Regions from separate parts of the Homo sapiens genome. Here all the other regions are linked to region 3. The links are chromatin contacts, found by Hi-C or POLR2A ChIA-PET in ENCODE. All regions are on one chromosome and are shown on one strand. Each heading gives the region's core, a stretch centred on a gene start or an enhancer-like site at or near the end of the contact. The rest is flanking DNA. Distances are from core to core; before and after follow the strand shown.

Region 1 (3,692 bases), core at 1,051-3,550, 260 kb before region 3:
ATATACGGAATATATATATACGGAATATATATATAATATATATATAATATATATACGGAATATATATATACGGAATATATATATAATATATGTATGGAATATATATATACGGAATATATATATAATATATGTATGGAATATATATATACGGAATATATATATAATATATGTATGGAATATATATATACGGAATAGATATATAATATATGTATGGAATATATATATACGGAATATATATATAATATATATATATGGCATATATACATGGAATATATATATATGGAATATATACATGGAATATATATATATGGAATATATACATGGAATATATATATATGGAATATATACATGGAATATATATATATGGAATATATACATGGAATATATATATATGGAATATATACATGGAATATATATATATGGCATATATACATGGAATATATATATATGGCATATATACATGGCATATATATATATGGCATATATATATATGGCATATATATATGGCATATATATATATGGCATATATATATGGCATATATATATATGGCATATATATATGGCATATATATATATGGCATATATATATGGCATATATATATATGGCATATATATATGGCATATATATATATGGCATATATATATGGCATATATATATGGCATATATATATGGCATATATATATGGCATATATATATGGCTATAGAGATGGCATATATATATGGCATATAGAGATGGCATATAGAGATGGCATATAGAGATGGCATATAGAGATGGCATATAGAGATGGCATATAGAGATGGCATATAGAGATGGCATATAGAGATGGAATATAGAGATGGAATATATATGGCATATAGAGATGGAATATATATGGCATATAGAGATGGAATATATATGGCATATAGAGATGGCATATAGAGATGGAATATAGAGATGGAATATAGAGATGGAATAGATATGGAATATAGAGATGGAATAGATATGGAATATAGAGATGGAATAGAGATGGAATATAGAGATGGAATATAGAGATGGGATATAGAGATGGGATATAGAGATGGGATATAGAGATGGGATATAGAGATGGGATATAGAGATGGGATATAGTGATGGAATATAGAGATGGGATATAGAGATGGAATAGATATGGAATATAGAGATGGAATAGATATGGAATATAGAGATGGAATAGATATGGAATATAGAGATGGAATATAGAGATGGGATATAGAGATGGGATATAGAGATGGAATATAGAGATGGGATATAGAGATGGAATATAGAGATGGGATATAGAGATGGAATATAGTGATGGGATATAGAGATGGAATATATAGATGGAATATAGAGATGGAATATATAGATGGAATACATATATATTCCATTGCATTGTTCTTTACAAACATTCATTTAATTATGTAATTGCTAATTAATTGCTTGGTTGTTATAACAACGAAGTATTTGATTCCTTATTTTATCTCATCATTTAAATTTTATTTCGCATATTTTCACAATGCACTGGATCTATTACTGAGGAATTTAATTAAATAATCATTCGAACCATGGGCTCGAATTGTTTACTGATAAAGCCCGACGACCAAAACAGCCTAGCGACTGCTGTTTGGAGCCCCTCGGCCCAGGGCCCGTGGCTGTTCTCTCCAAGGGACCATCTCGCCCCTCAGCCAAGTCGCCCGGAAAACGAGCGCTCGACCGCCTCTGCCCCGCTCTCGCTCTGCACACAGCAACGGTCTGGTCGCTCAGCCACTTCCTCCTTCCAGCCTCATCTGGTTCCCAGGCCGCTGGGGACTCCCAACGCCACTGTCCAAGACTCTAGGGTCAGCAAGCGCCCCGGGCGGAGAAGGGCGAGGACGAAGAGCGCCGGGCCGCGACCAGGAGCCCACCCGCGCCCTCCGACTGCAGACATGGGGAAGAGACGCGGGAACTCCAAAGTCGCTGGGTCTGCGCAGGTGTGTGCCGCGATCCTGTGAAGGTCAAGGCCTCCTGTGAGGGGGAGTCGTCCTGGAATGCGATGGTGAAGTGCTCCAGACCGGCCATAGGCCGGAAAGAGTGAGGAAGAAGAGAATGCAGGAGGCCTGCGATTTCTAAGGCGCGCGCGCACAGGGGTGCTGCAATTAGGATGGGGCAATGGGAGCTTGGAGAAGGGGTGCTAGCTAGGAGGAAAGGCGCGTGCGTGGAGGAACGGCGCGTGCGCGGAGGGGCGGTGTGTGTGTCAGAAGAGGCGGCGCGTGCGTAGAGGGGCGGTGAGAGCTAAGAGGGGCAGCGCGTGTGCAGAGGGGCGGTGTGACTTAGGACGGGGCGATGGCGGCTGAGAGGAGCTGCGCGTGCGCGAACATGTAACTGGTGGGATCTGCGGCGGCTCCCAGATGATGGTCGTCCTCCTGGGCGCGACGACCCTAGTGCTCGTCGCCGTGGCGCCATGGGTGTTGTCCGCAGCCGCAGGTGAGAGGCGGGGAGGAGAGTCTTGGCGCAGGGCGGGAGGTAGGGCACGCAGCTGGGCTACGGGGGCGGCGATGCTGTTGGGGGCGACAGACGCCCAGTCTGGGAAACCTTCGGTCCACTTTGCCGCGCCAAAGATTAAACCCGACCTGGGCTCGCAAATCAACCAGGAGAAAGTGGTGTTCTGGGTCCTCTCTTGCCGCTTGCCTGTGGCCGTGTACGGGTCCTCGGGAGCGCCCGGGTCCCACCCCCGTGAAATGGCGGTGCCAGAGCTTTGTGTCGAGTTTGATTCTTTCCGGGAAAGTACCGCGGCTCCGCTGGTCTGTTTGATAATAAACAAAACATTTCCCGAAATGCATTTCCTCAATCTGGTGAATAGGCGCCCAGTCCCACGGGGGAGTGAGCTAAGTGTGGCCAGGATTTCTCTGCCCTCAGGATTCATACAGGCCAATAAAAAATGACAGTCGGAGTGACTGAAGCATAATTGTCAGTTCTCGAGGTTTACTAAGCCTGCTTCAGGGCGCATCCGGGAAAAACGTGAGCCACAAACACGTCTGTGACTGGTTTTCCAGAGGTTTTCAGGAGGTGGGGCAGGAAGGCAGTAAGGCAAATAGTTCTGTGAGAATTTAGTTAGTGCCCAAGAAATCTGTATTTTAAGATACCATGAGTGTCTTGAAGAGAAAAAGAGAGTAAAGGGAGTCAGTTATGCAGATGCCTCTGGGTAGATGGAGTCTTGACTTTGTTTTGCACCTGAGAAGATAAGCTTGTAATTGACATGGTCAGTGTGGAAGGCCTGAACTAGTTTTTCAGATTAACTTTGGAATGCCATTTGTTGAGAGGAGAGGTCCATTCACATTGTTGGGGGGCTTAGAATTTTATTTTTGGTTTACTTAACTACCTACTTTTTTCCCAAAGAAATAATCATGTTCAAAACTCAATGAAATGTTATCTCAATGAGATTGTAATGTTGCTCAGTCTTTCAGAAGTCATAAAAATAGTCATACTTTTTAAACTAGTAAATGCAATTCTAGGACCCAAGACTAAGAAAACTGTCCAAAATATGGGAAGACATTTTTATTTATACTTTTTTTTTTTTTTTTTTGAGACAGCCTGTTGCCCAGGCTGGTGTGCAGAGGCGTGATCTCAGCTCACTGCAACCTCTGCCTCCCAGGTTCAGGCGATTCTCCTGCCTCAGCCTCTTGAGTAGCTGGAATTACAGGTGCACGCCACCAC
Region 2 (4,185 bases), core at 1,632-4,131, 480 kb after region 3:
CCCAAAGTGCTGGGATCATAGGCGTGAGCCACCGTACCCGGCCGCTTCTGTGCTTGTTAAAAAAAGGTTGAAGGGGGAAAATCACAGTAGCTGCCCTCTCTCTGCTTTTAAGAAATGGAATGAGTCTGTGGGTGGCTACCAGACTGGGAGGGCTTGGGGATGCTGACTCTGTGGTGAGGTATTACGCAGTCAGGTTAATTTCCTTATACCACTTGTCAAGTTAGAAGGAGTAGAGAAGATGCCAGGTCTTCACTCATCCCTGGGCATTAAGGGAAAACTAAAGAGCTTCCAAGAGGAAATGCTCTGAGTTGAAGTCAGCTCATTGCGCCGCCTCAGTGTTTGACTTGGCATATTACTACGGGGTCTTTATTTTCTCATTACTAAACTGGGTCATGTAATTGACAAGACAGGGGACAGTCGGGGTGGGACCATTCTAGAAAATCTGTAACTGACTTTTTTTTTTTTAATGGAGTCTCGCTCTGTCGTCCAGGCTGGAGTGCAGTGGCGCGATTTCGGCTCACTGCAACCTCCGCCTCCTGGGTTCAAGCGATTCTTCTGCCTCAGCCTCCCGAGTAGCCGGGACTACAGGCAAGTGCCACCGCACCCAGCTGATTTTTGTATTTTTATTAGAGACAGGATTTCACGATGTTGCCCAGGCTGGTCTCAAACTCCTGACCTTAGGTGATCCACCCGCCTCAGCCTCCCAAAGTATTGGGATTACGGGCGTGGGCCACTGCACCCAGCCTGTAACTCACTTCTGAAGGTCCAGAAATTCCTTGTTTCCTTCTGTTATTTATAGTACGCTACTTATTTAAACCAAACATGAAGTTAATTGACACTTAGCCAGGCAATTTGGATTACCTGTGTGGCTTCACACAGGTATGGGTTGTAGACAAGTCTAAAAATAGAAAATGTTAAAATCCAGCTATCTCAGAAAAACTTGGGTTCATCTCCATCTCCTACCTCCCATATGTCACAAATAGACGCATGGGATGTGAAATGGTAACCTCTGGGTAAGGTGACAAAGGTACTCTAATCTTGGCTTACGTGGACTACACGGTTAATCCACTGAATAACAATCAGCATCTTCATCTGTGTGGTAGGAGAACCGGAGGTCAGAAGGGTAGAGGGGCGGCTAAAAGTACTTTGTTTCTATTACTGTATGACCTTGGACTAGTTACAAAACTTTTTGTGCCTACATTTCCTAATCCCTAATATGGGGTTAACAGTGCTTGCCTCTGTTTAAAAAAATTACTCAGTGATGCTTACTAAAGCATGGTAAGAAAGACTTTATTCAGGACCAACGCGATGGGTACAGGGATCAGGGAAACCCGGGGAGAGAGAGTGGGCTCCAATTCTGAATGCAGCGTCGGCAAGTAGAAATTTATGGCCATGTAAAATCACTAAGAGTAACCATCGGGGGAAGAGGGATTCTGGCTCAACCGATCTAAAGGATTCTTGTAGAACTCAGGCCAGGGTGAAAAGACATGACTGGGGGATAGAGGAAGATGAGGAACCTGATCTGCTATGAGGGGATGGGGGTTCTGTGCTAGAACTGGATTTTACAAGGAAGTGCACAGATGGGCCTAGCATGAGATTCAGAAGCCTGACTAAAGTTTGGCCAAGCAAAGAATCTTTGTCACCTCAGGGCTGTTGTGAGAATTTTAGGAGACACATCCACCAGCCTTGGCATGGGGCCTGATGCAGAGTAAGTGTTCACTAAACTTTACCTATTAACGTTAAAGCACTTTAAGTTGACAAACACTCCACGTACAGAGCTTTTAATGGGGCAAACAAGGGGCAGAGGCCTCAGCTGCAGGGTACTCAACCTCTAAGGAAGGGCGCTGGAGAAAACTGCACTTGCAGAGCCCCTGGCTGGAGGGCGGAGAACCATGTGGGTGTAAAGGGATGGCAAGGGCAGAACGTATGCCCCTGCCCACCTTAGACAGTTGCTAAAGGGTCTCCCAGGCACTCAGCCTAGCCTTTAAGTGAAAGCGGAGGAAACATTTAAAGAAATGAGATAGAGTTAAGGTGTTCGCCTGCCCTCCGCTGAAACACGTGGGGGCAGGTCAGGGGCACACCACAAATGCCCGTATCGCGCCTGTGTGTACCAGGCACCGTCCTCGGAGGTTAACGTGCAGTAACTCACTCGGGTCCCCACTTTCGGCACAGGCAGCAGGCCCAAGGTCACGCAGTGCCAAGGGACTGAGTCAGACCCGAGCCCGCGCGCCGCGGCCCACGGCCTGTGCCAGCGCGCTCCTCGCCGGGTAGGGGGCCTGGTCAGCCGCGTCAGACCTGAGAGTTGTGGCTGGGGGCGAGAGCTGCACCCCCCTACCGACCCCGGGCGGGAATGTTCCAGAACCCCTGCGAGCAGCCGTTGGCCGCACAGCCCCCGGGCCGGCCGCGACCCCGCCTTGCGCCGCGAAGGTCCCTAGCTCCGGGGAGTCGCGGGCGAGGGGCACGCGCACGGACGAGACCGCACCGCAGCGCACGCGCACTGGCGGGCACTCACTCGCCCGCCGCCCGGGAGGAGAAGGAAGGCATGGAAAGTTCCAGCCGGTTCGAGAGCTAGGTAGCAGGCATGGCAGGAGGCGGGGTAGGGGCAGGCAGGGTCGCGAGGGGGCGTGCGGCCGCCGCGAGCCGCTCTGGGCCGCGTCTGCAGCACCGCCCCTAGCCGCGGCCGGCGGGCTGGGCTGGGGTCGGGGCGGGGGCGGTGCGGCGGGTGCGGGGCTGCGGAGGGGGCGTGGCGGCCGCCCGCGGGCGGAGAGGGGGCGGGGCGGCGGCAAGGCGCGCGGGCGGGGCGGGGCGCGCCGAGGGGGCGTGGCGCGGCGTCTGCGCAGCTGCCAGCGCCTTTAAGCCCGGGCTCGCGCTCTCGGACCGTGCTTTCGCCGCCTGGGAGCCGTCCGGCGCAGCAGTTTCTAGGTCCCCACTGTCCCCGCCGTCCCGCCCCTTCGCGTCCCGGGAACCGGCTGGCTTCCGAGCCGCACTCGCCGATCCTCCAGGCATGCCCCGCTACGAGCTGGCTTTAATCCTGAAAGCCATGCAGCGGGTAAGTGACCTTCCCTCAGAGCCGGTCTTCCCGCGCGGGCGCCCCCGCTGCCGCTAGGCCGCCGTCCCCCGCGCGCCCTGGCCGCGGGACCCCGGGCCTTCCTGCACTCCTCGGAGGAGGCCGGGGCGGCGGGCGGGCGGCGGGCGTCCGCGGGAAGGGGGCGCGCGTGGGCCGGCCGGGCCCGGCCGCGTGCGCGCGGGAGGCGGGGGTGTGCCTGCGCGTGTGCGCGGTCCGGGAGGGTGTGCCTCGCAAGCGGCCCGCCGGGCGGGGGGCGGGGCGGACCGAGCGGGCCCCGACCCCGATCCCGGCGCCGGCCCGCGGGAGTCCAGTGGAAGGTCCGCGGGAGGACACGCGCGGGCGCCCAGCCCGACTCCGGCCCGTCCCCGCCAGTCGTGAAGCTGCCTCGTCGCCGGCCCCGCCGCCGCCGCCTGGTCCGTCCCGCTCCGCCGCCCGCCGGCTGCCGCCGACCGCCTCCGCTCTAGCGCCCGCCGGCCGCCCGGAACGTCCGCGCCCAATAAAGCGTTCCTCCAAAGCTTGTTTGTGCCGTTGTCTGTATTCCAGTCTCTTGCAATCGCTCTCATGTTAAAAAAAAATCTTTTGACTTTTCTTTTTCTGACTTCAGCGAAAATCCCGCTCCGGGTGCCCTTAGCCCAGTTTCATTCATCCAAGTTGTGGCCTTTCTTGCGCCTCCAGAAGACACTTTCTTCCCCCTGCTTTTGATTGATCTTGAGGTAGGGGATTTCAGGTTTGGAGGGATGCTAAGCGAACCAGCGGCCCCTTTCAGGTGACGGCGTGGCCAAGGACAGGGGCCCGCGGCCCGGAGGCAGCTCACTTCGTCCTCTGTCCTGGGTCATGTACTCCTCAAGTCGTCGCCGAAATCCCCATTCTCCCGTGAATTCGGAATTCGGTAACGTAGTTTGGTGTTATGTTTTTTTTTCTCCACCAGGTGTAATAAAACAAAAATCATTGTACCACGTCCGAACTTTGTAAGCACAGCTTCCTACAGCGCTAGAGGAGTGGACGCATTTTTACGTTTGAAATTAGGCTCCAGGTCAATTGCGAGGAGTATTACCAAGTTTGGTTGAACTTAAGCTCAATTGATAAACTAACAATCACGGAGCGTCGGGAGATTGTTA
Region 3 (3,842 bases), core at 440-2,939:
GACCATAAGAAGGTCACTTATTTACAAGAGAAACTGGGTCTTGGAGAACTCTTCTAGCCTGTTCCCATTAGGACAAACCGCATTTATCAAACTACACAGCACAATGGTAGTAGTTGGGGAATGGAAACGTGTGTGTGTTAGGGGAGAGGAGCAACGAGGTTCAGTGCTATGCCACAACCTGTGGAGGTGGGCCAGGAGGGCTGGCTCTGAGTGATGAACTGGAGAAGTCAACTGCCCAAAGAAGAGTGGTAAAAACTGTTAGAGAGTAAAAGAAAACCCCCACGTCTATCAGGCCTATTTTAGCGCTGGCTATCTTTACAGTCATCATTACTGTATCAAACCAACTCCTTTACCTTGGCTGATGCGGTATTTTCATCCCTGGTTGAGATGATCAAGCCTCTCTGTAAAACTACTTTCCAAGCAAAATGCTTCTGAGAAGTATAAATGTATTTTTAAAAATAGGCTCAAATCCTATGAAAAAAAAGTTTATACAAATACACATTCTAATGATATTTAAAAAGTATTACCTGAGGTAATTCAGTAACAGTTGTTCTTTCAGGAAACTTCTCTTCCCATAGCAAATCATTTTCTTGATTAGAATCTAAAAACTGAGGTTAAATATATTCTCCTTTAAAATTTAAAGGATGCTGAAGTTTGCGTTAAATATGTACAGAGCCTCACCTGGCATACATGTTTCTCAATAAACGCAAGTACACCTAAATTCAGAGGCACCCCATCCAATCTATGAGTTTCAACACTTCAGTTTTGTGTCTGAACTTTAGTATCAAAATTGAGGGGAACAGGGACCGGCGTTTCAAACCGAAAGATCCAAAAGGCTTTGGGTAAGACAGATGCTAGTGAATTCTGACCCCACGAATCCTCGACATTCCCCCATCTCCAGAATAATTTGGAGTGCGTGAGAGAAGGGAGGCCCTAAATCACGGGGGAAGCAGGGCTTGTCACCTGCCCCATCGAACAGCGTCCTTGCAAGATGGGGGCTCTCAGGGTTTTTCGAGCTCTTTTCCAAGTCACCTCTAAGTCCTCTCCAAGGGGCTCCTCGCTGCCCTCTGGGGCCCCCTCACTTTCCTCGGGAACGCGTCCCGTGAGCACAGCCCGCAGCGGGGTAGCCAGGGGAGCGCTCTTCCCACAAACCCGGCCTTGCCAGAATCGCGGCTCCCAGGGCGGGGTACCCTAAGGCCACGGGCGGCCGAAGTCTTCGCGCCCATTTCCTTGCCTCGAACGCGAGGACTTTCCATCCCCCATTCACAGCTGGCTCAACCCACGAAAGACAAGAGCCCCTTGGCGGCCAGGCTACAAGACACTCACCGGGACCGGGGCCTCCGGCTGCTCGCGGGCCGGCCCGTCGGGGGGCTCCGCGGCGACCCGCGGTCGGTTGTCCAGGCGGGCGAAGGGGTTCCTCCGAGCAGCGGCCGGGCCGCCGCCGCTGCCACCGCCTCTGCCCCCCGCAGCAGGGAAAGGGCGAAGAGGCAGCCCCGCCACCAGGGCGGCTCGGCGGGCCGCCGGCTCCGTCAGCTCACGGGGCGGGGAGGCGGCAGCTCCACGGCTCCGGGCCCTTTTCCGTCGGAGCCGCACTACCTCGGGCGGCTTTCGGAAGCCCGGTGAGTAGCCGGGCACCGAAAGGGCCATGACGCGCGGCGGCTGAGGGTAGCCGGCCGCCCTACAGAGACTTCCCGCGCGCGCCGGGCCCGCCCCTGACGTGGCGCCTCGCCGAGCTCCCGCCCCCGACGCGGCCCCGCCTCCGCCCCCGCCGGTTCCGAGCGGAGCATGCGCAGTGGGCAGCCCGCGAGACGCAGCCCGCAGCGGCGATCCCGGGTGGCCGTCAACGCCCACTGTCCCAGCGGTGACCCTGCCCTGGCGCTTCTGCCAGGTCCTCGGCCAGAGTCCAGTCGCCAGGTTCAGCGACGCTTCTGGAAAGTATGCGATCCAGGGCGCTGATGTGCACTACCCTGTGGGGCACCGAAATAGCTTAACTCTATTTAAGCCCGCAGCAGGGATGTGATCAGCCCGGGGTTTGGCGCCTGGATGAAAAGGAAACAAACTTGAGCTGCGGCGATGGGCTGCTGCTTCCATAAACTTAAGAGAGGGCAGTGGCTACTGCTCTCAAGAGGCGAGGAGAGGGGACTAGGCCACCTTCCTCAACCCCCAGAGAACTCAGATAAGACGTCAGCACGCTTCCTATGCCAGCGCAGCCTACCGACATCCCTCCCTTCCCCGTTCCCAGTGCCTGGTCATCTCAGACTTCCAGGCAGCTGCCACTGGCAAGTTAATGGGATCTTCTTTGATCCTGGGGAAAGCCGGAGTGAATGAATAGTTGAAAACACAAAATTTAAGTGCCTATGGGCTAAGTCTTTTAAGACTTCAAAATATACTCAAATGCTTAAATTATGACAGCAAAGACTTAAGGAAGGTGTTGAGAACGGAGTTGATACAAAATTAATACGTTACTTTGATAGCTTAGCAAAGGCCTGCAACAGCTTTTATCAAGAGTAGTGTGACTTTTGCTGAAAGCAGCAGTTTTCTTCATGGAAGGAATTTTATAGCAGGGGCAAAATATATAGAAACAATGAAAAGGTTTTTAGAAAAATTCCCTTAAGATGTTAATTATAGAATTATCTTGATCATTTGCACAAGAATTTTTCAAACACTTTTCAAATGTGTCAACTGAGCATCTTGTCTTAGCAGAGAAACGTGCTTAAAAATGCAACTTGTTTTATCTTCCTTGGTTTTTCTCAACAATTTCCAAAGAAAATTCTGGCTTCAAATACTGGAATATGTTCATCCGACTGAGGTCTGAGAAAGAAGAAAATTAAAATTGAACAACTTGCTTTTTTCTTCCTTGATTTTTCTGAACAGCTTCCATGGAAACTTTTGCCTCATACAGTGGAATGGGTTCATCCAACTGAGGTCTGAGAAGGAATGAAATTAGAAATGTCAGGTCTAGTTAAAGATAAGTAGAACAAACAGGGTGGTATATGACAAATGCTAGTGCTCAAATCTATTAGTGTATTAATTAATTTTTTGAGACAGAGTCTGGCTCTCTCATCCAGGCTGGAGTGCAGTGGCACGATCTCAGCTCACTGCAACCTCCGGCTCCCGGGTTCAAGCAATTCTCATACTTCAGCCTCCTGAGTAGCTGGGATTACAGGCATGCACCATCAAGCCTGGCTAATTTTTGTATTTTTAGTAGAGATGGGTTTCACCATGTTGGCCAGGCTGGTCTTGAACTCCTAGCCTCAAGTGATCCACCCACCTTAGCCTCCCAAAGTGCTGGGATTACAGGCATGAGCCACTGCACCCGGCCTCAAATCTATTACTTTAAGTAATTCAAACAAATTCGTCCATTAGTGTTTCCAATGTTAAAAGTGGTTAAGTTTTGAAGGAAAAAAATTATCTACTTTATTTACTCCCTCTTTTTTTCTGAGACGGAGTTTCTCTTGTTGCCCAGGCTGGAGTGCAATGGTGTGATCTCGGCTCACTGCAACCTTCACCTCCCAGGTTCAAGCAATTCTCCTGCCCCAGCCTCCCAGTAGCTGGGATTATGGGCGTTCGCCACCACGCTCAGCGAATTTTTCTATTTTTTAGTAGAGACAGTGTTTTGCCATGTTGGCCAGGCTGGTCTCGAACTCCTGATCTCAGGTGATTCACCCACTTCAGCCTCCCAAAGTGCTGGGATTACAGGCGTGAGCCACCACGCCTGGCCTACTCCCTCTTTTATAACTGATAAACATATTCAACTTTAAACAAATATACCATGGTTTTCTCTCCTTCAAGCTATTGGTTACTTCAAGTTGCTTTGGGAGGGGTGATGAGGAAAAGCAAAG

Evidence for each region. Hi-C counts contacts between places; a loop is a spot of excess contacts on that map. ChIA-PET counts read pairs that join two places held with the same protein, here RNA polymerase II (POLR2A). Pooled maps may share reads with other maps.
Region 1: a loop to region 3 is called in a map of gastrocnemius medialis, with 15 times the contacts of the local background. The contact joins the promoter of IFNAR1 here to the promoter of DONSON in region 3. A Hi-C loop is called at or near these places in 1 of 168 maps with a recorded cell type or tissue (gastrocnemius medialis), 3 of 37 single-sample maps with no recorded cell type and 11 of 50 pooled maps. POLR2A ChIA-PET finds 5 or more read pairs at or near these places in 6 of 52 experiments (A673, H1, HEK293 and 3 more).
Region 2: a pooled map shows a loop between it and region 3 (8-fold over the local background). The contact joins the promoter of MRPS6 here to the promoter of DONSON in region 3. A Hi-C loop is called at or near these places in 7 of 50 pooled maps. POLR2A ChIA-PET finds 5 or more read pairs at or near these places in 2 of 52 experiments (GM10248 and GM12878).

Annotation. Positions count from the first base shown.
Region 1 is chr21:33,322,670-33,326,361 of GRCh38, forward strand. It overlaps IFNAR1 (interferon alpha and beta receptor subunit 1), which reads left to right and starts at 2,301. Exons shown (of 11, transcript NM_000629.3): 1 at 2,301-2,462. The coding sequence starts at 2,387. RefSeq lists promoters at 1,005-2,288, 1,642-2,312, enhancers at 1,325-2,227, 1,515-1,724, 1,945-1,994, 2,228-3,129 and cis regulatory regions at 1,733, 2,224-2,233, 2,290.
Region 2 is chr21:34,070,697-34,074,881 of GRCh38, forward strand. MRPS6 (mitochondrial ribosomal protein S6) reads left to right here and starts at 2,882. Exons shown (of 3, transcript NM_032476.4): 1 at 2,882-3,049. The coding sequence starts at 3,005. SLC5A3 (solute carrier family 5 member 3) reads left to right here and starts at 2,882. Exons shown (of 2, transcript NM_006933.7): 1 at 2,882-3,049. RefSeq lists silencers at 2,330-2,849, 3,140-3,539 and an enhancer at 2,793-3,743.
Region 3 is chr21:33,586,995-33,590,836 of GRCh38, forward strand. DONSON (DNA replication fork stabilization factor DONSON) reads right to left here and starts at 1,690. Exons shown (of 10, transcript NM_017613.4): 1 at 1,327-1,690; 2 at 528-608. The coding sequence starts at 1,647. It overlaps CRYZL1 (crystallin zeta like 1), which reads right to left. Exons shown (of 13, transcript NM_145858.3): 13 at 2,347-2,927. The coding sequence ends at 2,828. RefSeq lists a silencer at 1,231-1,920 and an enhancer at 1,379-1,878.